4 separate regions of the Mus musculus genome follow, and all the other regions are linked to region 1. A link is a loop called in an ENCODE intact Hi-C map of the cell type or tissue named here. Cell type or tissue: heart. All regions are shown on one strand. Links, peaks and the distances in the headings refer to the core of each region. The heading gives the core; the rest is flanking DNA. Region 1 holds the start of Pcdh17 (protocadherin 17). Region 2 has its middle 22 kb from the start of Gm32815. Region 3 overlaps Pcdh17 (protocadherin 17). Region 4 overlaps Pcdh17 (protocadherin 17).

The links. Peaks named below come from ENCODE experiments on the same cell type or tissue, not always from the same donor. Only the 100,000 strongest peaks of a DNase experiment are listed, where the experiment ranks them.
Region 2: it touches region 1 in a loop (4-fold over the local background); 2 of 42 quality-filtered maps call a loop at or near these places.
Region 3: it touches region 1 in a loop (2.1-fold over the local background); 3 of 42 quality-filtered maps call a loop at or near these places.
Region 4: a loop joins it to region 1, with 2.2 times the contacts of the local background. A loop is called at or near these places in 4 of 42 quality-filtered maps.

The regions. Positions count from the first base shown.
Region 1 is chr14:84,442,728-84,450,402 of GRCm38, reverse strand. It overlaps Pcdh17 (protocadherin 17), which reads right to left and starts at 6,840. Exons shown (of 4, transcript NM_001013753.2): 1 at 1,750-6,840. The coding sequence starts at 4,308. It overlaps Gm32498 (predicted gene, 32498), which reads left to right and starts at 6,999. Exons shown (of 4, transcript NR_168882.1): 1 at 6,999-7,675. In heart, for the core only: CTCF peaks have their summits at 2,174 and 3,240 (motif pointing left); DNase peaks (open chromatin) are centred at 2,332 and 3,232; H3K4me3 peaks cover 2,500 bases; H3K27ac peaks cover 208 bases; H3K27me3 peaks cover 1,921 bases.
Region 2 is chr14:86,317,785-86,325,459 of GRCm38, reverse strand. It overlaps the pseudogene Gm4350. Among named protein-coding and RNA genes, the nearest start is that of Gm32815, 22 kb to the right of the region's middle. In heart, for the core only: no CTCF peak of the experiment used is centred there; a DNase peak (open chromatin) is centred at 2,929.
Region 3 is chr14:84,520,389-84,528,063 of GRCm38, reverse strand. The region is part of intron 3 of Pcdh17 (protocadherin 17); the gene reads right to left. Among named protein-coding and RNA genes, the nearest start is that of 9630013A20Rik, 48 kb to the right of the region's middle. In heart, for the core only: no CTCF peak of the experiment used is centred there; no DNase peak of the experiment used is centred there.
Region 4 is chr14:84,530,712-84,538,386 of GRCm38, reverse strand. Pcdh17 (protocadherin 17) reads right to left here. Exons shown (of 4, transcript NM_001013753.2): 4 at 1,327-5,512. The coding sequence ends at 4,830. Among named protein-coding and RNA genes, the nearest start is that of 9630013A20Rik, 58 kb to the right of the region's middle. In heart, for the core only: no CTCF peak of the experiment used is centred there; no DNase peak of the experiment used is centred there.

The DNA of each region.
Region 1 (7,675 bases), core at 1,853-4,352:
TTCACTTGTCTAAGAAGACACACTTGCTGACAATTTTACTGCACCAATTTGATTTTATAGATTTATTTTTCTGCTGGAAACTAGATAAAAATTCAACTCACAGCCCTTAAAGTAGATGATTAAGTATTAGCCTTTTGTGACAACTTTGTCAGTGGCATAAATATAGAACAGGTGTACAAAATATTTGCAATTCCAAAATGACTACATCACATCTATAAACAAACATTTAATCATTATTCCCTCTATAGAGATATTAGTGTTTATAAATACCAGTTTCACGCAGTTACAGGAAGACATTTTTAGAAGCCAAGTTTTTATAGTTGAGAATTTCTTTTATGTTTCATATAAACTTTAAGTCCATGATTACATGATTACTCATATACAGTGAATATTATAAAAATGGCATTTTATACTTGAATAGTAAATTACATTGTACTTGGCAAGCCTTGCTCACATGGACACTATGCTGTCAGAGAAAATGTTTTCTGCTTAGTGTTAGGGCATGGGAGGGGATTATATTAGCAGGTCTATGGGTCTTCAACACTCCATCTGAGCAATAGTAACTTTGCTGAGACAAGCTTTGCAAAGCATAATAGTAAGGCCAATGACTTTCCATTTACCTCAAACTAAACTGCGCCCCCCCACACACACACACGTGTCAATTTTTTATACTCAGGTGCAAACGTCAATGCCTGCTCATTCAGAGGAGTTTGTAACAACATGTGTTCTAAGTATTATGATACCCAAGAATTATATTTTTCTGTGACACAACAGTAGTGAATAAAAGAACAAGGAGGTGACTGGATCATCCCAGTACAGTCATCTTTGCAAAAATTAATGTCTATGGCTTTGGGTAATGGTTTTATTTTCATCTTATGTTTAATAATATGTGTAGATACCTTGAAAATATACCCTGTTCAAGAAACAAGTCACGTGGGATCCACTGCAATTTAATTTCCTGTCATCAATAGCATAAAAATGACTTTATGATACTTTGGGCATAGTTTTCATCCCTCAGTGACTACAGGAAGCTCACTGGAAAACCTGGAAACAATGAAATTCTTTTCAAAGATTTTTTTTTTCTTGTCACTGTGCCTAACTTGTACAAAGCACATTAGGATGTGAAGAACACTTCCAAAGCTGAAGCTGAAAGTTTAGTTAAGGAATGAATGGGGTTCACGTGCCCCAAAATATAAATAATTTATAAATGTAAAACCAATTTATCAGAGGGTGAAAATATAAATCTAATTTATCAGAGGGTGAAACTTGGTTCAAGCTGATTCACAGCTTTAGAGTCCTGACATGGTGACTATTCCATACTAAAGAAGTTAGCTTCAATTTGGAATATAAACTTCATATCAGCATAAAACGTTTTAATGGAATAAAACTCATTAAAAGGAAATTAACTTTTTTTTCCTACTCTGGGAACCCTGTTATGGAAAGAAATATAGTCCTGCAGATAGAATAAAGTTTAACTATTGACTGTTGTTACCATTTGAAAATGTGTAAAAATAAATTTGAAAAAATGCAGCAGAGGTATGGCATGTGTTTTAGCTATTTTTACCCGGGAGGGATTCTGAATAGCCAATGGTATTCACACAGGGTCAAAGATGTGAACCATTTTGAGTTAACTATTGCCTACCCCACACACATGATTGCTGGCCATCTGGCTTTCCCTTATCCAAAGGTCTCAGGACAGCACAGCAAAAGCTTTTATGTGAAGTCCCCTTTACTCTAAAAGTCTCCTACCTGAATTATGGACATCCGAGTGGCAGGGGTCTCGCTCGAATTAGTCCCTTGTCCGGTGAAGCTGGTGTGGCAGCCTGCGTGCCCCTGCGGGACAGTCAGGTTGTTGGAGGCTGGCTTAAGATACATCACCTCTGACCGGGGCGAGCTGAGGGGCAGGCGGGTTTGGTAGTCGAAGTACATAGGGGAGGTGGCCAGGGAGGGACTGCTCACCACGTTCATGACGTTCATGGCGTTCCTCTCCTCCACCTCGCTCTGCACCAGCATGATATCGTTTTTGTTGATTTTCTTCTTCTTGCCCTTCCCCCCGCCTAGCTGAGGGTGGCTGTACTCGGCGATGCGGCAGTTGTAAGTGCGAATCTCCTTGTTTTCCCGTTTACACTTGACAGCGATGGTGATCATGGCCGCTAGGAGGATGATAGAAATCGTGCTCAGTGTCACTATGAGAGGCAGGGACATGTCCCAGTGGTGCTGCTCGCCATTCACTCGCGGTACCCCTTCAGGCAGGGAGCCGCTCACTGAGCGGATGATAAGTTTGGCCACAGCGGAAAGGGTGGGCTTGCCATGATCGGTCACCTTCACCACAAGCTCCACCACTGGGGTCACATCCTCCCAGAAGGGGTGCAGCGTGCGGATCTCGCCGCTGGACGGATCGATCTCAAACAGGTGGTCATCGTTGCCATCCACGATCTCATAGGTGAGGCGCCCGCTCTCTCCAAAGTCGCTGTCCAGGGCGCGCACGGTGCTTACCAGGTACCCCAGGCCAGCATTGCGCGGGACCTGCAGCTCAGCTGTGTCATTCTGTAGCGTGGGAAGCACAATCACTGGAGCGTTGTCGTTCACGTCTAAAACCGTCACCCTCACCGTGGCGTTGCTCTCCAAGTGCGCTGGCGCCCCTGAGTCCTTAGCCAGTACTTTGAATTCAAAAGCCTTCGTTTGTTCATAGTTAAAGGAGCGTAGGGCATATATGGCCCCGTTAGTGGGGTTCACGGACACATAGGTGTAAATAGACACGTCGCCGATGTGTGAAGGAAGAATGGAGTATGACACTGTCCCATTTTGGCCCAGGTCGGGATCCTGGGCTAGCACTGACCCGAGGTATTCTCCTGGAATGTTGTTCTCGTGTACTTGGAGCACGTAAAGTCCTTTGGTGAACCGAGGCGGATTGTCATTCTCATCCAGAATCTTGACGGCGAAGGACTTGGTGGAGTTAAGTGGAGGGGAGCCCCCGTCCCGGGCCACAATGGTCACATTGTACTCGTCTTGTGTCTCACGGTCCAGTGGACGGTCAGTCACCACGGTATAGAAGTTGTCATAGTTCTCTTCAAGCTTGAAGGGGACGGAACCGGGACCCCCCAGGCCACCTCCAGTCCCTCCTCCACCTAGAACCCGACACTGAAGCTGCCCATTCTTGCCTGAGTCCCGGTCAGTGACCCGCACTAGGGCGATGACTGTGCCGGGCGGGGCGGCCTCACTCAGCGCCCCCTGGCGCACGGAGACGAAACCAATGGACGGCGCGTTATCGTTCCGGTCGATAAGCTTGACTGTGACCTTGCAGTGGGCTGGGATTGGGTTAGGTCCTAGGTCTCTGGCCTGCACGTCGATCTCCAACATGCCGTTCTCCTCATAGTCCAGGTTGCCCTTAACGCGGATCAGGCCAGTTTTAGGATCGATGGAGAAGAGCTCCCGCACGCGGTCGGGCACATAGCTGCTGAAGGAGTAGAGGACTTCTCCGTTGGGACCTTCATCAGCATCAGTGGCGTTCAAATCAATGACCACGGTACCCAGTGGAGCGTTCTCGGGCAGTTCCACCAAGTATGACGGAGCCTCGAAGACTGGACTGTTGTCATTGGAATCGATCACCTTCACATTGATCTGTACGGTGGCGGAGCGTGGAGGCTCCCCGCCATCTAGGGCGGTCAGCACCAGAGTGTGGTGGTTCTGCAGCTCGCGGTCCAGTGCCTTTTGGATGACCAGCTCTGGGAACTTGGTGCCGTCGCCGCGGGACTTGACGTCCAGGGCAAAGAGGCCATGATCATCGCGGGTGAGCAGATAGGTGCGGAGCCCGTTCTCGCCAGCGTCTGGGTCGTGTGCGCTCGTGAGGGGGAAGCGGGTGCCGGGTGCCGCGTTCTCTGAGATGTCCATTTCTATCTGATCCGAGGGGAAAGAGGGAGCGTTGTCGTTGATGTCCTGGATCTCTACCTTGATCATGCAAATCTCCTTGTCGTTAGCGAAAACCTCTAGGGAGAGCTGGCACTTGGCATTGTGGCGGCATAAGGACTCACGGTCGATGCGCTGTTTGGTGTAGAGGAGCCCGCTGTCGGCGTCCACGTCCAGCAGATGCGGTGCGGAGTTCTCCAGCACCCGGTAACTGCCAGACTTGCTCCTCCCGCTGCCGCTGCCGCGCTCAGCCGGCGGAAGCCCGGGCTGCAGTCGGGCATCCTTGCCGATGTTGCCAATCACCGTGCCGGCCCCTTGCTCCTCTGGCACTGAGTAATTGAGGTTTTTGAGTGTCAGGGCAGGGGCCCACAAAAGGAAGCAGCAACAGATGGAAAGGTACATCCCAGACCGGTGGGGTGGGAACAGGAGCAGCCGGACTGGAGGTGCTAGCTGGTGGGTGCGCGCCAGTCTGGAACCGGGGCGGAGCGTACGAGCTCGGAGCGAGCCACAAGTCTGCGAGTCTTTCCTTCCCTCCGCACCCGGGCTGCGGCACCAGGCAGTCTCTCCTTATTCCGCTCAAGTTGCCCGAACCTGTTGATCTACAGCATTCGCACTGGGAGAGATGCAGCCGCGCAGCGAAGCTGCAGCAGCTCGGAGCCAGGCGGCGACTCCCTGCGGCTGAAGGCAAGCTAAAGGCTTTGTCTCTCCCGCCTGGACTTCGGGAGGTTCAAACTTGCGTGATGAGGCTGGCGATAAAAAGGAAATCGGAGTCTGGAAGAGATGATAATGAGCTGAAGAATTGCTTGGTTTTCCTCACTCCCGCTAGGCGCTGCAAAATCCACTCCCTCCGGCAGCCTACAGAATACTCTTCAAATCCGGTGGGGGAGGGCTTCGGGAGGTGTGTCTCCAGGCAGATCAGAAAGTGGAATCCTTTAGTTACTCTTATTCGGTGATGCGATTGATGGGAATGAATAGGGACGAAGAAAGAGTCACAGATACATATGTATATTTGAGGCTGCCCTGGCACACGGAGAAATGTCTGCTCGCTATGCAGGATGCTCGGCTTTCAGGCAGTGTATTGCTGCATTTAAAGATCTAATCTTGCCTTGCTGGTTTAGGCGGCGGCGGCAGCGGACTGCATCTCCGAGCCAAGTCTTTTTTTCTCTCTCCCTCTTCTTTTTCTCTCTTCTTTCCGAGCAGCCAGAGGGAGGGGAGGAAATGCAGAGGAAAAAAAAGTGTCCCGATTTGTAGTTTCCTCCCCCTACCAAGCTCCTCCCTCTCTTCCTCGGAGAGGGTTCTCCCCCAAAATCAAGAAAGCCACAGCCTGATCAGCATTTGCGCCGAGAGCCTATTGGGAGGAGAAAAATATAGAGATATATCTCCGCCTCTGTTCGTAGAACACTCTGGTGTGTCTCTATGCCAATCCGGGAGCCGCCACTACCATCCCATCCTCTTCCAGCAAGCAAAGACTTCTCTCCCTGCAGTTTAATTCCAGTTTGCTTTTCTTGCCAGGCGAAAGGAAATCAACAGGCAACTCATGGTTAGACGTGCAGATTTGAGGGGGGGGGGGAGGGGGGAGGGCAGACTAGAAAGGAGGAGGGAGCTACCCTCCCAGTCCTAGCACACACACACACACACACACACACACACACACACACACACTGCCCTGTCTCTCGCTAGAAGGGAAACAGTCTCTGCATTCACAGGGCTGGGCTGTCAAGTGGCTCTCTTTTCTTTCTATTCAGCACCTCCTTCCAGTGGCCCAGCCTCCTTTTCATCTAGAAAGGAAAACCTTGGCGAGGAACAAGAGTGGTGAATATTTGAAGAGAATAACAGTGTAGGCTTTTTCCCCCCTTATTATTATTATTATTTTAAATTGGAGGAGTAGAGTCGACGGAATACATCAAGGCTTGGCGTGATGCATTCTGCAGTCTGGCTCACACACGGTCTCTGGTCGACTTGGGAAAGGCAGAGAGGGTGAGGAGCTGCAGCCACCGCGGTTCTGCCAGGGCGCCCACCCGGGGAAACTACCTCCTCCACCTCCGAGGGGAGGTTAGGCACGGGTTGATCTACACATTATTTCCGCTTCTCCCAGCGCCTCGGTATACGGGAATGACACATCCAGAAATGCAGGTGTTCTCATCTGCGGGATGAGTCAGAAGCAGCGGAACGAATCGTATTCACTCTCCCCTCACGGTCCTCCCTTCGCAGTCCTTAGTTGAGGCTTCTTCTTAAGGCTTTCTCTGACCACTCAATAGGAAAAACAAAAACAAAAACAAAAAAAAAACAAACAACAACAACAAAAAAGCCGGAATCACGTCGGGGGTGGGGGAAGAAAAACGAGAAAAAGCGTGGGGGGAGGAAGGCAAAGCTGAATCCAGGAACACTTTTACTCTACCTCTTTCGGCCGGAGTCCGAGGCTCTGCAAAACAAGGCGTCTGCTTTGCTTACGAATATTTATTTGTTTTTTAAAAAAAACCTTTCCACTTGGTTAGGCGTGAGATGCCCCCAAATCTCTCAGTCTTAGGGGTGGGGGCACGTTTCCAGTAATGATTCACAGCTTAGCCCAGGATCATAGTTCAAGATTTTCCTCCCAACGGTCTCTGTTCACAAAGTCCAGCATCGGTGTGCATAGCTAATTGTGCAGTCTGTTGTGGAGGTTTTTTTTAAATTTTAATTCCTCCTTTTTTTTTTTTCTGTCACGAGTGGTCTCTTTCAGTCTAGTGCGGTGCCTGTCAGGATCACCCCAAAGCCTGAGAAAGACGTGCAGGTTTCAAACCGAATAAATCCATCTCCGCCAGCCAAGACGCGGAGGAAATGGAAGGTGAAAAATTCAATTCAACAGTTGGAGTACCGTCTCCGAGCCGCCCTCCTCCGCTGCGGCAGCCGCCGGGCTCGCAGTCCGGATTCTCTCCCCAGCGTCTCTTGCTGACTGACTCTATTCACCTCACGCCGCCGCTTAAACATTGATACTGATTCTCTGCCAGCCAATCGGCGTGGGGAGCCAGACCCTGCCTTCTCGGCCCACGCCCAATGGGAGGCGGAGAAACGGCAGGCGGGGGCGGGGCCAGCAGCCCCAGCTCTTTAGAGTCATTGACTAGCTTGAGTCCGACCGGAGAGCATCAAGGCCCGCAGAGCCCGCGCTAAGTCTCGGCGGCGGCGCCCAGGGCTGAGCCGTGGTAGCCCTGGTGTTTAGAGGGTGTCTTCCTCTAGAAAGAGAAAAGTTTGGCAGTGATTTGATTTCAACTGGGGATAGGATGTAAAGCCAGGCGTGGGGAATCACCGTATACTTTGCAGAGAGAGGCAGCTGCGGTCTTCCTGGTGCCTTCTAGTCCACACACCAACCCACGTCGTCAGCTTACACACAGACACACACAGACACACACACACACACACACACACACACAAACACTGGGCCAAGGGAGTTGCGGATTTTCTGACTCCTTGTGCACTCATCTGGAGGTGCGGAGTGGGTGCGTGCGCGCGCATGCGTGCGCGCGCCCGAGAGAGAGCGAGAGAGAGAGAGAGAGAGAGAGAGAGAGAGAGAGAGAGAGAGAGAGAGAGAGAGAGCGTGTGTGTGTGTGTGTGTGTGTGTGTGTGTGTGGTGTATGTACGCGTTTTCTCACGGTGGGATGTTTATTTCGGTGAACGCCAGGAAAGTGCAGTGTTAGAGATCTGTCTGTGCTAGCTAGCTCGGGAGCAAACACGCCGCAAGCAACTGTAATCAATATGTAACTTTCTTCATCCTCAGAGAAATCCCCGCTGTCCC
Region 2 (7,675 bases), core at 1,804-4,303, 1.9 Mb before region 1:
TTAGTTCTAATATAAGTCTCATCATGTGAATTTGGATGTTGTCTCCTTTTATCCAGACACTCGGTTGTGAACCCATCACGTTTAGAAGACAGCACCTTCATTGAAAGCTCAGTGGCTCCCAGATGCATTGAACTTCTTGGAATGGGCATTATTTTATTCTTTGTATGTTTTCAAGTTACAATGACTAATGCTGTCCTCTTTTCCACTAGCCTTGATTTTACAGTACTTATTTATTGCTTTTTTTTTTCCAACGGGAAGGGTTTGAGTTCTGTCTTCAATTGCAAGTGTTTGGGGAGGAGTTGCACCTTCATCCCTACTTAATATTCCTGAGCGGGGCTTCTTTAACTTCACTGTGTATACAAGTTACTTGGTTATCATGACAAAAATGCAGATGCGAAGTTAGAAGAGTTAGGGAGGGCCTGGGATTCTAAAGTTATAATGGGTTGGTTTCCTGTGATACCCAGGTTCCTGGTTCCTGGACAACAATCTTAAGGACAAAATTCTATAGCAGCATCCTCAATAGCCTGAACAGTTGAATAGCCAAGAAGAGACAAAGCAGGACCTACCTTACCAGGATAATAAACAAACGTTTATCGAGCTCCTAGTGTTTGCTGATGTAGGCATAGGGAAGGCTGCATTTAAACTTTGTTTCTCCCTTGATATTTACTAGGGAAGACAGAGTATTCAGCTGTATCTCCAGGAAAGGACATTTATCCATGATTTGCTTGGCACCAGGGTGCTTTCTGGAAGAAGAATGCCTTTGAAGTTAGAATTGACTTGTGTTTTCAGTCCCTTTACTTCTTGTGATTTTAAAGCGATCTGAGATTTGTTTATTCGTGATTGCTCAATGGCATTTTATTGAACACTTTTGCTATGACAGTCATTGGGCTGAGCCCTGGCATAGAGACGGTTTTGTGAGCCTGTTCTGGACACTGAAGGGAAGACAAGCCACTAAATCCCGTGCTGTGGGTGGCCGTGCTAAGTGCTGTGATGAAGCAGAAGGCAGGCTATTCAGCATTAGGGAGCAGCATCTGAACAAATCATGGAGTGGGTGGATATTTGAAGTATGAATTAGCTCAGTAAGGCAGGAGGTGGAAAAATAAAGGGTCCTATAGACTTCAAGGGGAAATTTCAATAATTTTACTATCAATGCAGATTATTAAAGCTGTGACTTATTAGATGATTTATTCAATTCTTTTATGATGCATGGGGTATGTCCATGTGTGCATGTTTGTGTCTATGCATGTATGTGGGGGTGTGTGCAGGCTCATAGGTACTTATGGATGTGGAGGGCAGAGGTTGATATTAGTTGTCTTCTGTTTCCCTTCATTGTCTTGTCTAGAGTGGCTGTTCAGTAAGCCTCAGGGATCTTGCTTCCTCCGTTGCTCCTCCTCCACTTCATAGAGTAGGGGTTACAGTTATATATGACCACACCCAGTTTTTATGTGGATGCTGGGGATTTGAACTCAGGTATTCATGCTCGTGTGGTAAGTATTTTACTGAATGACCCATCCCCTTAGCTCTACAGAGACACCATACCTAGCTTTTGTGAGAACACATCAATAAAGATGCTGATCTGAGCACATCAAACAAAGATCATAAGAAAGAGCAGGTCATAGTGGGGAGGTGAATGAGAACAGACTAATGCCCAAAGAAGCTGCAAGGAAGCTTCTGGAAGTTTTTCTGCACTATGGGGATTTGAGTAGAAAATCATGAAGATGGGAATCATGATGATGTGATATAGAGTCTTCATGCTCTCCCCCACCATCCCGCCCCCGGATTCCCTTTTTGCTGTTACAAGATCTTTGCCGAACTGATATTGAGAATCTCTATGCAAAACTAGACAGATGCAGGGACCTGAGGACTCATGGCCACACATTTCTGTCATTTTCTAGCTCTGCCCTGGCTTCTGTCCTTGTCTTTGTTCTCTTCAGCTTCAATTTCTGTTTTCTGCTCTTAGACTCTCAGATTCATCACCTCCTGCATGAGGTTATCCTGAAACTTGCTTGAAAACAAAGCTGTGACTCAGAGTATTATGGGTACTCACTAGAAATTTCAGATTAAGTGAATAGAGCCTAAATATTTGTTCCTTCTTGCTTAAAAAGAATGGTATTTTCCATTCGGTGTTTTGTCTCAGATAACCTTCCATAACAGGACTTGATTCATGCTTTTTACTTGTTTATCTTTAAGTCAACTTATTGCACACACTGCCATTATGAAAGAGTTCTCCTAGAATATCACTGCTAAAAATATCTTCCTATGAGTAGAGTATATTCTCGTTTAGTAATTTTTAAGTATTCAAATATTGCAAAGAATGAAAACAATGTTGTTGGTCTCTTCTGTGTGTTTTATCTGTGGATTTTATGATAAATTTCTCTCTCTCTCTCTCTCTCTCTCCCTCTCTCCCTTTCTCTCTTCTTCTCTCTCTCGCTCTGTGTGTGTGTATTTACATTCATAGCTTCATAAGAAAAGAATAACAAATTATGACTTTAACTGTGTGTGTATGTGTGTACACATGTTTGTATTTACACTCATAAGCTTCATAAGCAAAGGATGTCAAACTATGACTTTAATTTTGTGTGTGTGTGTGTGTGTATGAGAGAGAGAGAGAGAGAGAGAGAGAGAGAGAGAGAGAGAGAGATTGGTATCTCCCTACAAAATAAATACTTTTGAAGTTGGTCTCACACAGACTGGAATTTTGTCCTTTCCGAGTTTTCAGAGTGACTTGTTCCCAAGGCTTCAGTGTCAGCTTGCAAAGATTTATTGTAGCTCCGGTGTGTTTAAATTTTGAAAACAGACCTTCCTGCGAAAGGAAGTCAAAGATGACACTGGGGTATGCACACCGAGAGTAATCTGTGTGAAATGAAAACAGCCAGGGAGAGGAAGGAGTTCTTATTTTTAGGCTTTCCTTTCTGGATGTTTGTGTGACTGCTGCTCCTGGGAACTGAGCTGCCTCTCACACTTCCGATGCCTGGCCCGTCTATGAAATCCCTTCGACTAGAAAAGAAAACAACTTCTAATTTAAGTTTGATTGTCTCTGCTAACCAGGCAGTACAGGCAATGTTTTCCAACTTCATGAGACATCAGGTGAAACCTTCCTTAAAGCAGTTACTGGAATCTTCAAGCTATGCCACTGATGAGTTTCAAATTAGGTGACAAAATGGGAGAAAAGGGGGATCGGGAGAATTCTAAAATGCCGAAACAGGATAATCATAGGGAAATGAATTCAGTCGTTCACTAACCTGAAGTTTGCACAAAACTCCAGTTCCCATGAGTTTCTAAGAGAGGGTTTGGGGGCTGAGCAGCCTTCTTCTGATCTCCGAGTAGTGAATGGATTTGATTAGACTCCAGATATTTGCTTCCTTAACTTTGGAATCTTGGTTTTGAGTCCGAATGCCTTCCCAGCTTCTAAAGCAGGCATCTTCCTAGTGGATGCACTGGAAGAGCACACCATCATGCCACCTGCGGGGACACGTGTGACTGGCAGAACCTTCTGCTCCTCTGTCTGCCTTCATTTCTGCCTTCCCATAAACCATCCCTGAAAATAAGTATTCTATCCTAGATAGAAAAAGAAATACAGCCTGAAAGATGTGTTTATGAGTGATTTGACTATGAGTATGACTCTTCTGCCTGCATGCATGTATGGGCACCACCTGAGTACCTAGTGCCTCAGAGGTCAGAGGAAGGGTCTTGATGGGAAGACCTGGGAGCCACCATGTGGGTCCTGGGAATTCTACCTCGAGCCTTTGCAACAGCAACAAGTTCTCTTCATTGCTGGACCACACGTTCAGCAATGGAAATTCAGAAAGATTCCCAACTCAAAAGCCTCCTACACTTTGTAAACTTTTGAATCATTGGTATAGTTGAGCTGCAACATTAAAACAGTTTACAAAATTATGCAGTTCGATTTCTCCTGCGACAAAACTCTAGGGAAAGTGTTTATATTTGTTAATTTAGTATCCATGGCCCTCAAGAAACAAAGGCAAAAGGACTCAATTATAGGTAATTGATCTCAGTTGCCCTGGAACAAGGGTCAGAGTCCGTCTGCTTCCTCCCCTTCACTCCTGAATGAGTAAGTGTGCATGAGTTGATAAAATTAGAAGGAATGAAAGCACCTGCAGTTTTGATGCACTTTCCACACCGAGCAAAGCTTGTTTCAAACTTTTCTGTAAATGCATTTATTTTTCTGAATTGTAATTGACAATGTTTATGTAAAATTTGCCTAAACCTTAATTTCTCTTCTGAATACTTTCCACATCTGGTCTTTGCCCTTCCTTTTATTATTTTACCTCACAAAGCTTAACCTCAGCACAGACAATATTCTCCCCCAAAATTGCTACACTGAAGGAGTCTGATTACCATTGCATAAATATTATCTCCAAATAAGATTTTTTGACTGCCCACCCGTGGAAGGCACTGAACTAGACCTTTCAATAAATGCTACTGAATAACTTCCACCCTGTTCATAGGTCCTGTGATGCTCAGAAGGAAGGCCCGGAATTACCTCATAGCCTAGTGCCTGCTATGCTCTGAGGATGGATTTCTTTTTTCTATGTTGCGATCTGGGAACTCTTATTATGAAGTAGTCATTAATTACACAAGTTGTTTCAGGAACAGCAGAGAGAGTTCATTTTCCCAAAAACTGACATCTGTGAGGTGGGAACATTGACTTAGGGCAGGCAGCAGGGCATTGAATTGAGGTTCCCCCATATCACATGACTTTAATTCCAAGCATTCCAGGGTATGTCTAACACTCTCAAGGAGAAACCCGAGAGGATCAAGGCATAAATGATTTAAAGGTATATCAATAAGGTACAAACATTTTAGCTCAAAAATATTCAGGCAATAGGGCAGGCAATCCAAGTCTGACTGTGAGAGTTCACAGTTATTGATGCAAAATGATACCAATGGCTTCTTCAGGCACCTGAGGATTTCATTCAGGTTGCCATATATAAAGTAGACACCATTTACACAGAGTTTCTGGAGACAGGGAAACGTGGGAAGTTGAGAAACCAATGTGATCATTTCTTCCTCACACATTTCAGAATCACCCATACTGAGGGAATCTGTGACATGATCAAGTGTGAGTTCAAGAAGATTGTCCATCTGTCTCAGGTAGGGATTAAGAAAAGCCAAATCTTCTAGGCAAAGAGAATACAGCTCCAGCTCCTGTAGCGGTTTCTTCTAAAACTTTGCTTTGTCTTGTGCCTAGAATCAAACTCTGAGCCTTGTGCTCAAGAAATAGATAGCATTCTTTGCAAGAGGGGCATCTTTAGTCCTGTCTTATTTCTCTTCATTCCAAGCTATCTCTTATTAGTTTCTCATTCAGAGAGTCTTGGAAATCAAGCCTCGGAAATAAGGATGCCATAGGCCTAGTCTCCGGTCATTAAAGAACACATGGCTTCTGCTTCCATAAATAAGAAAGGAGCATCCTACAAGTGCATTGATTAACATTGCCTTTTTTTCATGGAAAAGTTCTCATTACCTTTCTACTTGGCAATGTTTGGGGTACGTTTTTAAGTTTTTAAAATTTCTATTCTTTGTTTTGTTTCTTTTTATTTGTTTGTTTTGTTTTTCAAGACAGGGTTTCTCTGTATAGCCCTGGTTGTCCTGGAACTCACTTTGTAAACCAGGCTGGCCTCGAACTTAGAAATCTGCCTGCCTGTGCCTCCTGAGTACTGAGATTAAAGGCGTGTGCCACCACGCCCGGCTGAAATTTCTGTTCTTTATGGACACACGATTACATTTTATTTTAATTAAAACCGACTTATTTGTATTTTATGTGTGAGTGTGTACACGTGTATGCATTCACCACTTGTGTGCTTGTTGCCTGATGATGCCAGAAGCAGGTGTTAGATTTCCTAGACGTTGTGTTGCAGCTGTTGTGAGCTGCCATGTGTGTATGGGGAAATGAACCCAAGTCCTCTGCATTATCAAGAAATACTCTTTCCTGCTGGGCCATCTCTTCAGTTTCTAGATTTAAGTATTAATTGAAATGTCCATGCTGATAGTACTTAAACCGCAGAAGGACCTGACAAAAAAAGAGAATTTTAGAACAATTTCGATTATGAATTATCAATGCAAAAGTACTCAATACGGGCTGGCGAGATAGCTCAGTGGGTAAGAGTACTGACTGCTCTTCCCAAGGTCCTGAGTTCAAATCCCAGCAACCACATGGTGGCTCACAACCACCCGTAATAAGAATGCCCTTTTCTGGTACATCTGAAGTACAGCTACAGTGTACTTATGTATAATAATAAATAAATCTTTAAAAAAAAACTACTCAATACAATCTGTTTTTAACTAATCCCACTTGTTCTCAACGGTCTTCTTGAGGCCCAAGAGGACTCGAGATTTGGGATAGAGTCTACGCTAGACAAATGGGAAGGATCTACCTTCCAGAAGAATTCAGACAACCAAGAATTCAGGGGGCAGAAGCATGTTATTAGATATATAATGCTACTGTTTCCTGCCTTAGTCTAAGCTGATGCTCGCCCTCTGCAGAACTGGACATAAATCTGTCATGTTTTTGCTACCAAGTTTTCAGAACTTTTCTTATGAAGAGAGTATCAGTGTTTCTCATAACCATTCCTAGCTTCTCTACTTCAACTTTTTGGTAGCTCTGACTTGCAAGTGAGATCATGGTAACGTGTCTCTTTAGGCCTGTCTCATTTCACTTAGTATAATGTCCTTCTGCTTCGTCCATGTTGTTTCAAATGATAAGATACCCCCTCCCTCCTTAAGGCTCAAAAGTATTCTGTTGTGTTTATAGAAGACATTTTTTTTTATTTCATCTTCTGATGATAGATACTTATGTTGTTTTAAACTTAGCTAAATACATATATTTTAAAAAGGAAAACTTTAAAAGATGATTTAACTATGTATTACTTTTTGAGATTAGCATCAGTTGGAACATGCGTTGACTGGTTCACACGTGAGTACTTTGGATATATAGACACAGGATAAATGTCTTTGAAGGGATGCTTGGCTTCGTTTTCTTCTTCTGCTTTTGGCCACAGGTGGCATTGATGGGACTGGGATTCAGATCATGAATTTGCTATATTGTACATTTGGCAATTCAACCTTTCTGACCCTCAGCTTTCTAATCTGAAAAATTGGAGCAATTTTGTATGCAGCCAGTCATTACCAGTATGATGGAAGATTTAGTGCAAAATGCATATTCCTAATTATAGCCAGTGTCAGATATATGGCAACTATTGCTGTAGTTCTTAGCTTCCTTTGAAAATATATTTGAAAATCTCTATTGGTCCTTAAAATTATACTTGATCTTTAAATATTATTAAACTTGTTATGATTAAGTTGATATTCCTCCTGCCTTTCTCTTGGCACTCCTATTGCCTTACATTGTAGTTACAAATGAATTAATTTGAGGAGAAATGTAAAATATACAATCATAAATGAGGTTTTAGGAAGCCTATCTATCAGGACACAAGTATTCAAATAACCTCTTGAACATGCCCCATAGGGAAACTCTAGATTATACCAACATCAAGGTTACTTTGGATGATCATTGTTGAACTTCCTTTAAAAACTGCCTTCAAAGTCAGTATGAAAGCCACCACAAAAGCTGATGAGTGGACATTCCTCCTTCATTGTATTGAAATAAAAAGTGATGCTTAACTGATATTCTTCAGTAAAATCTACCATGAGTTAC
Region 3 (7,675 bases), core at 1,637-4,136, 78 kb before region 1:
AACTTGGTAGACTTGCAACATCCTGTGAAATGACATTTCTCTAACATAAACAGTGTTCCCCCCCCCCTTTTTTTGGTGGTTATTATTCACTAACTTCCCTTTGCAATTCTGTAAATCCCAAAGAGCTTGTGGTGACGATGTGAGTCACTACAGAAAATTAGGATCGTAATAATCTATATCCGTAGAAATTAATTCCAGTTATAAGTTTTGAGTCCCTATTTGCTTGACTATTTGATAAAAATAAACCTGGTTTCACCCTTTCTGCCTGTGACTGGAATAGAGATTTCACTTTTGGTATTATTCTGAAAAATGGGAAGCCAAGTTACTTTGCCTCAAAAACTATTCTTTTTTTCCTTTCAGGATAAAAAAAATCCGCTTGATAGATAATATGAATACTCTGAAAACACAGTTGTATTAGAGGTAAGATTTTGCTTAATGAGGATTCACAAAACTCGTGTGCTTTATTTTAGACATGATTTAATAACTGTGGTCTGTGTATTATTCAAGAGAAATGGAGAATGAGAATGGAAATTTGTGGTGGGGAAGAACAAGCACTTATAACCTAGGCAATCTACCATCGGAGCTTAGCATCCCTGTGTTTCTCACTTGGGCACAGGAAGCTATGCTGTTCACTAATCAAATACTGCAACTGTTAGGTGGAAGTGAGGTGTCATCTTGCCTTTAAGTTTTAATGCGTGAAGTAAAATATTTTGTTATGATACACTTCTTACAGAAGGTAACTGTTCACACATCCTTGATTTAATGAGAAAAAAATCCTTCATATTGAGGACAATGAATTTAATTATTTTATAGTGATTATTCCTAAATGATAAGACTTTGGAAATATAATTCACAGAACCAAAATACATCGAAAGAAGCACTTGTACATCATTTGAATTCACAACCAATCCCATTGTCAGACTTTATTTTAGGTGTGGGATGCTATTCTATCTGCTTTAGATAGGCAGAGAGTACGTTTTGAAGAGGGGGGTTATTATAATACCATCAAATAGTCAAACCGTGGCAGCATTGAAGTACCAATCCTCAAGCGTGCACCTGCATTGCACAATGCCTCTAAATGTATTGCCACGGCTGCATTCAGGCACCAGAAACCACTGGCCTATATCATTCAAGTGAATCCAATTGCAGCTGAGTATTTGGAGCTGCTTGGAGCAGTAGTACTTACTATTCTATGCACCTGCTCACCTTCAGGGATGGTTTTAAGTGTCTGTGACCTGGTGACATAATAAAAATGCCTATCAGAGTGGAATGTTTGAATATATATTGATAACATACAGATAGTGCTCAGAGATGAAGAAAAGCCTGAGACAAATCGAAATAAAATTTATGTTACAGAACAAGTGCAAAACAATAGAAGGAAATGTGATATGGAAGTACCTGGTATATAGAACAATGAGATACTAACCCATAGTGTGGAAACTTACAGCACAAATATAAGTGTGTCCCACAGCACACTTCTCCAAGATTATCATTTAAAATGTAGGTGCCCTCCTCCCCAAGTCTTCTTATATAGGCACAGCTATCACCTGGGGCAGTAGCAGATGCTTGGAAGTGAAGGCAGAGCTAAATGGGGCTATCTATTTCCTAACAGGCACCCTTAGGAAAACTGCTTCTCAGACTTAATATTGTACAGTGATACAGGTTTGCATTTGTTTTGCAAAAAGGACTATTGCAGACCCTTCACATGCAAAACAATGTAATCACAGTGTTCTAATAGAGAGGTTCTATGCATGTGTATGGTGTGTGCTTGTTCAGTTTCTTTAAAGACAACATGTCTAACGATTCATTGTTTATTAATGTATTAAGCAACTCGTTTGTGTCTACTATTATAACAGGTAGTGGTTGGTGGTAAATTAGCGACTTTCAAATTCATGAGTTTGTGAAATCCTTGCCCATCCTCAAGGAGCTTACAGAAAAGATAGTATTTGAGAAGTGTAGAATAGATTTGAATTCTACATAAAGAAAACAATTCATGAATAATTACACTTTGAAATGTGCCATAGTAATGTCAAGAAAAGAAATCTGCAGAATGATGTATGTGATAATATCATGAAGGAATCTATACAAAAGGTGCTATTTGATCTTCATTTCAAAAGATAGATGGCACTGTAGTAGAGTTTAGGGAGAATGGGTTCAGCTAAAGAGTAGAAACAAACACAACCACCGGATAGAAGTGTACAATTCCTGCTTCTTGACCCTGGCATTCCACTGTACTGAGGCATATGATCTTCTCAATGCCAAGGACCCCTCCACCTATTGATGGCCAACTAGGCCATCCTCTGCTACATATGTAACTAGAGACACAGATCTGGGGAGTACTGGTTAGTTCATATTGTTGTTCCTCCTATAGGGTTGCAGACCCCTTTAGCTCATTGGGTACTTTCTCTAGCTCCTTCAGTAGGGGCCCTGTGTTCCATCCAATAGATGACTGTGGGCATCCACTTCTGTATTTGCCAGGCATTGGTATAACCTCACAAGAGAAAGTTGTGTCAGGGTCCTGTCAGCAAAATCTTTCTGGCATATGCAATAGTATCTGTGTTTGGTGGTTGTGTATGGGATGGATTCCCAGGTGGGACAGTCTCTGGATGGTCTTTTCTTCTGTCTCAGCTCTAAACTTTGTCTCTGTAACTCCTTCTATGGGTATTTTGTTCCCCATTCTAAGAAGGAGCTAGGTGGGTTGGGGAGCAGGGCGGGGGATGGTATAGGGAGCTTTGGGGAGAGCCACGTGTAAATGAGGAGAATATGTAATAAAAAAATAATACTTTAGCCCAGTTTTCTACTCTCTTCCCACCCACAAACAATACTTTTGCATTCTCAAAGACTTTGAAAGCTTATTTTTTCCAAACACAATGAAAATAAATCTTACAGTTCTATAAAATATACAGAAATAAAAAAGAAGTATACAATTCACAGATCTATGAGAGATTGGCTTTATCGGTTTAAGAATATAAGCTTCATCACCAAACAGTAACAACAACAAAATAAAAAATCAAATAAAATAAATGTGTGGGTAAAATTAGCTAGCACCTAAAAATTCCATAGGAAAGTTCTGAATGAGATTTTAAAAACAAACAAACAAACAAATAAATAAACAAACACCTCAGTATAGCTGGCAATGTTGCACAAAGGTGATTGAGCCATTGACCACATTTCTTGTACAATTCCTCTATTATCTGAGCCCTGAATGAGGAAGAAATTCAACAGCATTTATGTTATACAATATGTAGATGTACCAAAGAGAAGACAGTATCCAAATCGGCATGGTTTTCAGAAGGCTTGCATCTCCATCCTTTCTATTGCTAACAGTAACACACTTCCCTATTCCCAAAACTATTCTCAGTCATGGTCACTCTGGTCCCAAGTGTTGGGTACACAAATTCCAGTTTACTTTATCTACTCCTATTTTAAAGACAGTCTTCAAGTCTTTAGGTTTAAATAATGTTTTGTTTGTTTTTTTAATTTCCAGCATAGATCCAGTAGATAGTGCGATTGTGCATCATAAATGGTTCTTCTTTTCTCTAATTTTCCAAAATCATAAACCATCTTTTATATATGTGACCACATATGTGAAGGACAAACCAAATGCCAACAAGAGAAAGAATAAACTTAAATAAAATAGAATATGAATCTCAGAATTTTATCCAACATGCAGATGATTTAACTCAACAGGAAAAATTAAGAAAGGCCCTATTCATTCCAGAATAAGCATTTCAGTTTCAGATGATGAAAATATCATGATTTTCCAAGTAATTTTCATGCTCCCTCCCTTATCTTCCCCAAATGCTTATTATGGTTACTCTGTTTAACTTCAGAAATGATTAGAGTCTTTGAAGAAGAAGATACCACACAGATGAGAACAAGGCCATGTAGTAGGAAGGAATATTAAATTTAAGAAAATTTGGGCTAGCATTTGAAATGTAAATGAAGAAAATACCTAATAAAAAGTTGGTAAAAGAAAAAAAAAAAGAAATTCCAAAGCCAATTAGTGATTTTTCAATAGAAGCCATTACTTTACATAATTTAAAACTATTCAGTGATGAACTCTTAATGTCAGTTTTCACACTGAAACAGAACCTACAAGTTTTACATAGGAACTCTATTTCTATGATATATAAAATGCTTAGAGCAACATCAGATCCACTTGTTAAACACCATGCTTGTGTGTGTGTGTGTGTGTGTGTGTGTGTGTGTGTGTGTGTGTGTATAGGATTATATATATATAATCCTAGCTTGTAAAGATATCATCTTAAATGATAAAATAAGGAAATCTTGTCTGGCAATATTATTTCACTCAAATTTATAGGGCTGAATACTTTCTCTTTAAAAAAATATAATCAGTGGCAATGCTAATGAAATCAAAACCATATTTAAATAATCAGCTTGTTATCATTTTATTGTCAAATTAGTGAGCATCCAGGAATGAGTATCTGACCCACACTTCAGCATGCTTAGGTTTCTTTTTTCTCTCGTAGGAATTTCTGACGGCCTTTCTGTTCTTCTATCTCTTGTGGCAGTGCTGTGTAAATTGGGCCAGCTTCTTTTGTGTTTGAACTTAGCTGCCTTTGTATTTCACACTTTATCTGAATGCTTCCATCTACGTATAAATTAATGTCTTCATAATTGTGAGGCCTTCAAAGGGTTAAGAAGCTTTCAGAAGAACCTAATTTATATGCAGTGTAAAACTTGTGTTCTGGTATGCAATAGTTCACAAAAGCTGTTTAGTTTACAAGGACAAATTTAAATTCTAGCAACTTAAATAATTGTGTGAACTCCAGACCAGAGACTATGTAAATTTGCTACTATTCTTTATCTTTCCAGAGGATGCTTTCCTTATGCCTTTATTGCCTCTGTAAGCTAACCCTATCTCTGATAATGGCACTATTTTAGATGACACGGACGAATACACTTAAGATTCAAGTCATCTTCCTAGCAAAGTGGTAATCCTGTAAGGAAGGTCAATAAAAACATGCCTATTAAGCCAAACTCTGTAAGAAGCAAGCAAGATAGTCTTATTAGTGTCTCTCTCATGCCTGCTATCTGATTTCTTTAGGGAAGTACATCTATTTACCAATTTAAATCCTGTTGTTCAGCTCATTTCTAGCACTTCTTTGTCTTCAATTGCTAGAAACAAGTAAACAGAATCAATGTCATTCTTAGCACTCGTAGAAAAAGAGTTAAGTCAGAGATAGCTAATCTTCTCCTTATTATTTAGGAATCAATCAACACCTTTCAATGAAATATGGCTGTCTTAGAAGATGAAGTTTTAAGGAAGGTTTTAATTGCTTAGTTTATTTTTTTTAATGATGTCCTAAAAGAGAAAGAGACAGATAATGTTTCAGAGGCTAAATTAGGTATAATTCCAAATGAGCAGAAAGATGCTCTGCTCATTTTCAGTATTTCATATATGCATATGTGTATTTAATACATATATATATATATATATATATATATGCAGGAAATAATATTTTTGGAGAATCAGTTCCTATAATGATAATTCTTCTCTACCAAAAGTAAAAACAAAATGAAGCCTGCACCATGAGTGTGCTTCCACGTGCATATTCCCTCAAGCATCATATGTAAATCATAAGAAATTCATATTTTTGTTAAATATGGTTTGTCTTAAGGGAAAACTTTACATGACAGCATCAAACCAGATAGCATGTAGGTTTGATGTATAGGTTTGATGTCTCAGAGTAACATATGAGAAATGTGAATGGCAACAACTTCAACTTCATTTTATTAAAATGAGTTATATATCATGGGCAGCCAACACCACCATTACCACTGCCAGTGGAATCACAGACTGGAGCTGAAAGAACTATGAGAAAGGAGAGATACATAAAACTTCCCTGTGCTGTTGGCGTATTTTCCTGAAATCATCTGTTGTTAGTACCTGTAAATACGCTGCTGGTTTATTGGAAGCAGATGTTTTTATCATGTAATGTTGGATCGTCCCAAGAATGAAAATTTAAGCAAAATCAATAGATTCAATTTCCATGTTCTAGAGTAAATATACTGAAATGTTTCTTGTAATGGATTTTACTGGCAAGGACAAGACATTTTTTTCTCTAGTAACAGCTTTAATATTCGGTAATCATTAAAACATACTGAAGAGAAATGAAGAGTTCAAAAAACAAAGGTCAGGAAACTCAGAAAGCAAAGAGATGCGGCCTGGTGGGCTAAGCTCCTGTGTAACCAACCAAGGGCCAAAAGTTCTGCTCAAGACAATCACACACATATCGCGCAGCCCACATCAGAAGTTTTCTGCAATGGGGTCTTAAACTCTTCCTTATCTTAGAGAGCAATTCCTCTGACTTAATTGGTAATCAACCACAACCAGAACAAAGAAGAGAAGATTAAAAGGAAACATATTTCCCCCAAGCAATAGTACCAGGAAAACAAATTCAAAATGATACGAGAACATACTTAAGTTTCAGACTTGTAATTCAAATCTAATTTTTTAAAAAAATCATATTGACCTCACAGGCAGAATTCGTTAGGATGTTCTTTGTTAATTGAAGCACATTGGGATTGTAATTTTACTGTACTAAAACTGTATGCTCAGTCCTAAGAATGATCTCTCTTGCTGCTCAAACTGATATCAAGTAGCTGTTGTTGGTTTGTTTGTTTGTTTGTTTATTTATTTATTTAAATTTCCTTGGTTCTGGTACTCACTGAAAGACCATTTAAACTACTCACTTAGGGTTAAAAGTGTTCCATAATCAGTCTTATGTAAAGCCTGAAGTACAAGAAAAGAAATTCCTACATGTTAAATTTATTAAAATGATTAATTTCTCTCTCTCTCTCTCTCTCTCTCTCTCTCTCTCTCTATATATATATATATATATATATATACATATACATATATATATACACATATATATGTGTGTGTGTGTGTGTGTGTCATTGTCTGTCTCTGTTTCTGTCTCTCTTCTCCCCTCCTTCCCTCTCTCCCTGCCTCTATTCTCTAGCAGAAACAAATACTATTTCATCTATTACACGGTGGACTAGGAAGTAGCAAACATACCGCCTTCATCCTCAAGCAAATTACCTTGCATTGTCATAGACTGCAGCAATATCTTAACTAAGGCCTAAAATTAGTTTAGAAATAATAATACAAAAATCGAATTACAGAAAAATACTGAATACAAAGATGGAACCACACTAAGTTTCTGCTCAAAAGAGACTAAACTTGTAAATATGAATAGCAATCTACTCTCATTTAAAACCTATTCATACCTTACATTATAAAGTGCAGGTGTGTTCATTTCTTAGCCTATAATTGTCCCAAATGAAATCCCTAGGACCACCCAACATTGAATACAATTTTAAATATTATATTTGCTAGTTTTCTATTAAAATGCTTAGTGTTGATTTATCGTATTTATAAAACTATGTATGAGCCCAAAAGACACAAATATAGGTATTTGTAATATTACTAAAAACTGAAAAATATTAGGCTAACAGTAATTGGTAGGTGGAAACTTTCTGCCCATTTTCTTTGGTTTACTGAGTAAGCCTATTTTATTATTAAAAATAAATATATGTTCGTATACATTCTAAAATAAGTTATATATTATTTTTCCTTTAAAATTTTAACTTATATCCTTATTGCCTATAAAACAGAAAAAGTTTTAGATGTTTTGTTTGGTAT
Region 4 (7,675 bases), core at 4,459-6,958, 85 kb before region 1:
ACAGCAGAATAGACTAATGAAAGAGTAGGGCAATTCCTGCGTTCACAGGTATTGCCAAGGTATAAACTGTAACGATTCTACAAACAAAATGTGCTTGTCTTGGTGCCTCTTTGTACCTTAGGAGTCTTCTGTATACTGGAATCTGGTTAATATTCAATGAAACAAAAAGCCCAACATAGAGATGAACCAAAGTGAGGACAGGTAAAAGTATTCAATCTGCAATAAGTCTAATGTAGCACACAGTGTTGATAATGTGATAGAAAAAAAAAAAAAAAACAGAACAAATCTCCCTGTGTGGCCAAACATTATGTGAGTGTGAATTGTAAAGCATGTCATTCATTGTGACTAAGCAAAAAGGCAGCCTGTTTGGGGTAACTAAGGAAAATCAAGAATAATCATATGACAAGTTGGGTGGATTAAAATTTGTCCAGTTGCTTTTTCCACCTGACTGCAACCCAGGCAGCACTCTGCATTCATAGTATATTTTGGGTGCACATTAGATAGGTAGGCAAAGACATGATATGAATTCAACAAACGATTGCTGAAATGGTAGGAGAGGCTTTTGTTTACAGCAAATGTAAATAATGCAAGGTACAAGAATTCATAAATCATAGTTTCTATGCTCATTTATCCAATATATTTGAGTGTTCACTTCTATTAGAAACTATTGACTTATTGTTAAGTAATTTCTAAGATCTCACTTTCTTGCAAAGCAGATAGTTACCAAAGACAGTTGTGATACCATATTTGGGGGTCTTCTTTGTGGTGTGCAGTAGAATGCATCAGTTCTGCATTAATGAATCAAGGGAAGGCAACACCGCTATTAGTAATAGCTTTTATTCAGAGTCCTCATTTTCCAGACAGGTCACATGAAACACAGCCATTAAACAATAGCGTTGAGATAAATCCATACAATGTATGCTGCTTTTGTTGTTGTTGTCGTCGTCGTTGTTCACCAATCACTTGGTACAGCGAAGAACCTTATGAAACGATGGGACTGATAAATGTACATAGCTAACCTGCAAAAACACTGGGGCCAGGAGAGTGAGACCTTAATCAGGTCTCATTCAATTATGTTTCAAATCAACACATCTTGATAGCCAAAACTCCGATGGAATTAATGCTCTGGTAAATGCTGCCTCTTGTCAAAAGAATATAATTAGACAATAATGAGTAGGCATATAGTATGCCAGTCCTTAGTCTATTTGATGACCCCAGCAGATTCCACTCCATTATTCAACAAACAGCTTTTAACCTGGTTCTCATAAAGCATACTGCTCATTACTACACGACTATTTTTTTATGGTGCCTTTTTTTTTTTTTTTTGTTAATTTGAGCAGTGCCTACATCCTTAAAAGGAAAGTCATGTTTTACAAGAGCCTAGGTAATTTCGGGAAAGCAACAATCAATTTCTCTCCCAGTAATTCAGTGAATCGATGGAACAAGGTCTAGTTTTTTGTGTTGTTTGCCATAAGTATAAGTTTGTCTAGTAAAGAAACAACGTGACAATCTTCTTTGAGAATATAGATGTCCCTTCGGTGTTTACTTTGATATAGCGTAACAGTGATTCGTACTATGTTGAATTTTAATGAAAACATATTCCTCATTAACAAATGGGGAAAATATTTCATTACTGATGTTTTGTCTTTAGTTCACCACTACGCATTTCTTTTTTTTGTTTTGTGTCTTTTACTAAAATTTCCCAAAATTGACAGTTTTCCTCTGCTTAAATACCTCTAAAGAATTAAAGGACTTTTTTTTTTCAATGTGTGTGTGTGTGTGTGTGTGTGTGTGTGTGTGTGTGTGTGTATGTAAAGCATTTTAAATTGCAGAAACCCCTCAACTCCCCCCAATTATGTACCATCCATTACAGCCATTGTTTCCTCAAAGGTATGATTTTGGCATCACAAAGGCTTCCTTGGAAGCCAAGCACCAGAGTTCTGTGTTAAAGGCAGGTCCCAGGGAGATGAATAAAAACAAGATTCCCTCAACTAAAAAAGCTCAGAGTCCTGACTTGAACTACCACCAACTTGTAAATAAATAATCACTATTAAGTACAGATAATGTATTAAACAGCTAACACTAGCAGACCACTAGTGACAGCTTAGAGTCAATCCATCACATGTTGGCACAACCAGTTCTGAGACTTGTATGGTGTTTCAATGTTTCAGACGCTTAACAATACATTGAACAGCTGGTTACTTAGAACTAAGAAGTTTTGAAAAATAAACCTATTGTTTGTGTTGAGTTTCCTTGCACACTGCTTGAGATGTCACTAAAGTGGTTATCTGAATAGTGAGAGAGGCAAAGCTCAAGATGACTACATGGAAACAGTTTTTCAGCAACTTTCAACTACCTATCAAGCTAAATCAATTTGTAGTCTCCTGGTAAAAGTAACATCATAGAACAGAGACACACATTGTAGCTACATAAATGGTCCAAAATATAGGGTCAGTTGGATTTCACATGTAAAAGATCCCCTCTTTTCTAATTTAAACATGGATGGATAACAAAAGGCAGGAGTAGAGATGTAGAGAGGCTCTTACCAAGACCCCAATGCAGTTCTCAAGAGAATAAGGGGCCTGGGGGGGGGGGGTGCCATCCAATCTAAAACGTACAATCTAAAACTTTCCTGAAATGATGGAAAGATTTCCAGCAGATTTTTTTTTATTATTAGTTAAAGAACTTAATTTAGTTCAAAGTTTGTTTTGCTTTTCTGTTTGTTTTTAGTATAAGGTTATTATTATTTTTGACATTTATACTGTTTCTATACTGGCTTGGTGGCAAGAAAAGAAGGCACAGAAATCCCTCCCAGTTTACAAATAATAAATTTTTTCCTGCTTCAGAGCACAAACAGCCTTTATTTAACTCAGCACCACATTTTCCAAGGTATGGGCTCAAACTGTTTGCCATGAAGCTGTTAAATGCTGAAAAAAAAAATTAAATGCTGAAGGGAAATGTCAATCAAGGCATTTCCCCATCTGCTACTACTTCTGTGAGTGCTAATTTTATTTTTCCCAATTCCTGAAATTAGAGTTTTCTTAGCCTCATAAGGAAGTAGGTTGGAAACTTGCTAAATGCCACAGGAAAAGGTGAAACCAATGATGGAATAATAGGCATTAGTCTCAAAGAACACAAATAAAAACAGGCAGAAGAGCACAGAGATAAAGTTAAAAAGCACATTTTGTTTAAGACCCAGACCTCTTGAGACACAGCACACAATGCATGTAACCAGCACTGGCCCTACACATGCATTTGAACATTTCGTACGCTTACGAATATGATGTGTACACACACCGGAACCACTGAAGATACTTTGAGAGCCAACCAATGTTATGATATCTACATAGGCAGAAGCTTCATGGTATGGAGAGTAAGGGGGGGAACCTTCTTGTGATTTAGCATGACTTTAATCAAAGCTTTCTACAAGGACTTTCACAGAACTATGACTGACAGATGTATTTTTCTGGTCTTTCAGTTAGCTTTATCGGCTCACTCAAACACACTTTGAACAGAATTGTGTACTGTATACTTGGTAGACTATACATTAAACGAGAGACTTTGCTCTGAGGCCCTGCTCCCCACGCTCCATGGGGAAAAGGAAGCAGGAAAAACAAAACTCATAGAGTTCGACAGCTACCGAGGCAACACTCGCCATTTACAATATAAGCCCAAAGAGTTTTGCAACACAACTATATATTAATTTAATAAAATACACAATATAGCTCTTATACACTCAACAATTTGGCTCATATGCACAGAATCTGCAATAAATCAATAAAAATATGTCATTTGATGTAAACACATTGAATCTTCTTACATCTGCACATTTAAATGGTCATATGATTTGTTATGTCTAAGTCTTTTTTTTTCACTTTCCTGAGCTATTTTAGTGTCCAAAAACTGAGTAAAACATTTTAGTTTTGTTAATTTTCTCTCAGTATTACTACTCAGTGATAACCCATAATTCAGAACTGTTCAAATGTAAAATAAACTCACCATTACTTATATCTTTGTTGGACACTAAAATGCTAAATAGACATTTTAAATTTTCAAAATTTTCTTCTTTAATGAAGTGAATAGGTCTACATGTGTTCAGGACAACACAGACTATATCTTTTTACATTGAACTTTTATATGACATGAGGTGTCTTACAAATGACCAAGGGTTTTTGTTGTTTTATCTTTTTTTTTCCGTTTTGTTATTATTACATATTTTTTCTTTTGCTTTCTGACTAATGGTATGGAATGGTCTTTGTGTTTCTATGCTTGGCAGGTACTTTATACAGAAATGTTTACCACAAATATGGGTTAATGTTTGGTGTAGCTTGGACTACTGCAAGGTCTTTTCGGGACTTTCAGTAGAAGCCTGTGATGTCAGCTAGTAGTCCACCACAGATAACAAATATGACCCTGCTTTGTATGGGTTTATAGGTAAACAGTTAAGTCAGCATCAATCTCGTGGGAGGACAGTCTTAGAGTGATCAGAAATACGTTAAGTCTCACACTGCATACCTTCCTAACAGATTGTCAAAAGGTAACTTGTCTCATCCTCCTTTTTGCGTCTTTCCAATTTCTTCTCTCTCTCTCTTTTCTCCTTTCTCCTTAAGCATCATTAATTCTGTCCTAATATAAGTTTGGTCAAAACCATTGTTATTTCTGTAAAAGAAACAGCAGTGAAAAGAACATACTTGTGGGCACTTCAGATGTTCACTAAAAGCCTTAAAGCAGCACTGGTCCTTTGCCATCCCTGTAAAGTGGGTTTTCACCGGAAGTGATCATTTTCAAATCAACAGAAGAGACAAGAAAACACCAATGCCTTTTCCCCCTCACTTTCTCACAGCCACAGGGTCATTTCCCCGGCAGTCCTGCAAGAGCTTATCAATCTCTCTCACAACTTCTTCGGCATCCACGGACTCTCGGCCCAGATCCCTGTTGGGCTGCTCCAGCTGCTCCAACACAGCTCCCATCTCGCTGGAAGCCCTACGGGCTCTGGAATGCACATCCGCGAAGACCCTTGCCATCTGATCAGAAGCCATGAAGGAAGGGTCTCTTGGTTGCTTACTGGGTGAAGGGTACTGACTGTCAGTGGGCAGGTAGGAGCTGCTTGCTTCTGCTAAGGGCCCAGGTTTTGCTTCACAGCCATCCAGGGAGCCTTTTGTTGAGGCGCAAGGCTCAATGCATGCCTTGGTTGGGCTGCTAGATGCTGAGGGGACCTCTTGGAGGAGAGGGCTCAGGGCACGTTTGGCTTTTAAATAAGGTTTCACATTGGCAATGAGAATAGTGTGCTCTCGCTTGTCTTTTCCAAATGTACAAAAAGTCTTTTTCCCAGTGGGATTCACAGTTTCGTAAGTCTCAGTCTCAACATTAGCTTCAACTGTGGGTACAAAGAGATTTGTGCGGTAATCTGCATTTTCAGCCTGATTGGCTGCAGGGAACTGTGGCATCCAACACCTATCAGAATGACCAAGCACTCGGCATTCATCTGTGCAATTAATGCACTCTTCTGGTTCTGCAAAACAAAAGAGAAAACAACAATCCGATCATTAGAGTTTCCTTGCCATTTCTACTTGAGGCTGTGATCAGCTCTCAGTGGGCTTGCTTGACCTCTGCTCTCTTAATTAAAAAGGAAAAGAAAACAATAATTAAAACATTTCAGGATGGTTGCATAAACCTGCTGGTTGAGACAATGGTTTTATTTTAAGTCTATTCTCTAGATATTAACGAATTCCCATAGCCTGGGAAGAAGTAAAATGTGGTCATGGGAGAGAGATTCTCTGTGGAATACACCACCACTGTAACCAGATCCCCTGGGGAATTTAGTCTTTGTTCTATGTAACCCGTGCTGGAGAGAGAGAGCTTCAAAAAGGATGGTCAGGATTCATTTTGTTAAATCAAATAAGAGGGTAAAGAGTGGATCACAGATTTTCATAATAAGTTCTAAGATACTTTAAAAATATTTCATCCTTATATTTGCAATTGTTACATTGGTGACAGTCATGAAATAAAAGGGTTCCTTTCATAGCTGACTTTTACCCTACTGAGAGCGGCAAATGGAATTTCCTATCACAATGTATTATGAATAAGCTTGTCAAAAGGGCACTTTCCTGTTGTATTATATATGCGTGTGGATCTTGTAATCAATTCCCTTCACTTTCAGTTTTTGTTTTTGGTGTAAGTGGGCGAAAAAGGCTTACTCAACAGGTATAGTTCAGAATAATGACACTTCATGATTTCCTGCTCAAAACAAAAATGTCTGCTGTGAGGACTTGTACGTCATTCTTTGACAATAGACATGTTGACAATCTATATAAAGTATTATTTAATGATTCCTATTTTAAAGATGGTGATGAGGAAACATGAAGTAAGATGCCTTCGCTGTGATGGTAGCTATGAACTCCCTACTGGGTCCAATATTTTCAACCATGTATTTAAATTACATCTACTCAGTTGTTCCTTTCCTCTGTGAATGGTTACTTCCCTTTTGTTTAATGATGCATTTTTAGATCAGGGACTACTACTAGGAGAAGAGGATATTTACAATTTACCTCCATGTGATGGGAATAGAATTCCCTACACATTTAGGAGCCCTAGGGCTTGCCTTTTAATTGATGCTAGATGATCCCTACAATACATAGTACACTCTACAAGGAAAGAGAAGTCTACAAACAATGCATTTAACATAGGAAAACAGCAAATTTGAAATTATTTGTATGGTAACTTTTCAAAGTCACAAGAAACATTTGATTTTATACTTAAAGTCCATAACAAATTTATCTTCAGTCACCAACAAAGCGTACCCACAACCTACTTTACCAGAAGAAACTTGAGCCATGGAATAAATACTGTTTTATGAAGTGCCATAGTGGTACCTTGACAAGACAAACATCATAACATATATCATTTACACTTGTAAAAATTTAGAAGTATTTATGTTGCTTTTGCACATAGTTTAACTTACCATTTTAATGAAATATTTTCCTTGGAAAAATGAAGCATTCCTTTTTAAATTTATTATGTAAAGCAGGAAAGAATCTTGAGTGGTAGTCTGAATTATGCATCAATAGAGTATTACAGACTTTGTCTGGAAGCCTGGTAAATGGGACATGAACTACTAGAGAAGAAACTAGAACTCGGATTAAATTTTATTTTTAATGCCTTAACGATTTGATATGAGGTATTTTCTTTAGGCTTTCTGGTCTGACTGGCATCACATGGCTGTGTTAATGTTTTGTATCCTTTGGATCCAAGCATTTTACCTTAAATGATTTACAACCAATACACTCTTTTTGAAACATGCCAACATGGTTTCATATTTCAGTATTGACTGAACTTCCATTTCAGCTATTTACATAACCAGCCCTGAATGAACTCAGCATGGATTTAGGGTCAGAGAAAGAGATAGACTAATGCAGATTTTAAAAAAATGTGCATCGACCCTGATTTTGAAACCACCAACATGAAACAAGTGTTTGTGCTCCACTGTTGCACTTGCCCAGAGTTTTTTACTTGAGTCTTTTCTGTCACATCCAGGGAAGCAAATTTAATGTATTGATTATGATACATTACAAGTTCTTTGGCTTGTGATTACACTGTAATTTTGACGCCAGCAGTTCACAGACAGTGAGGAAAATCGAATGGCATTTTTTTTTTGTATAAACAGCAGAAACTATGA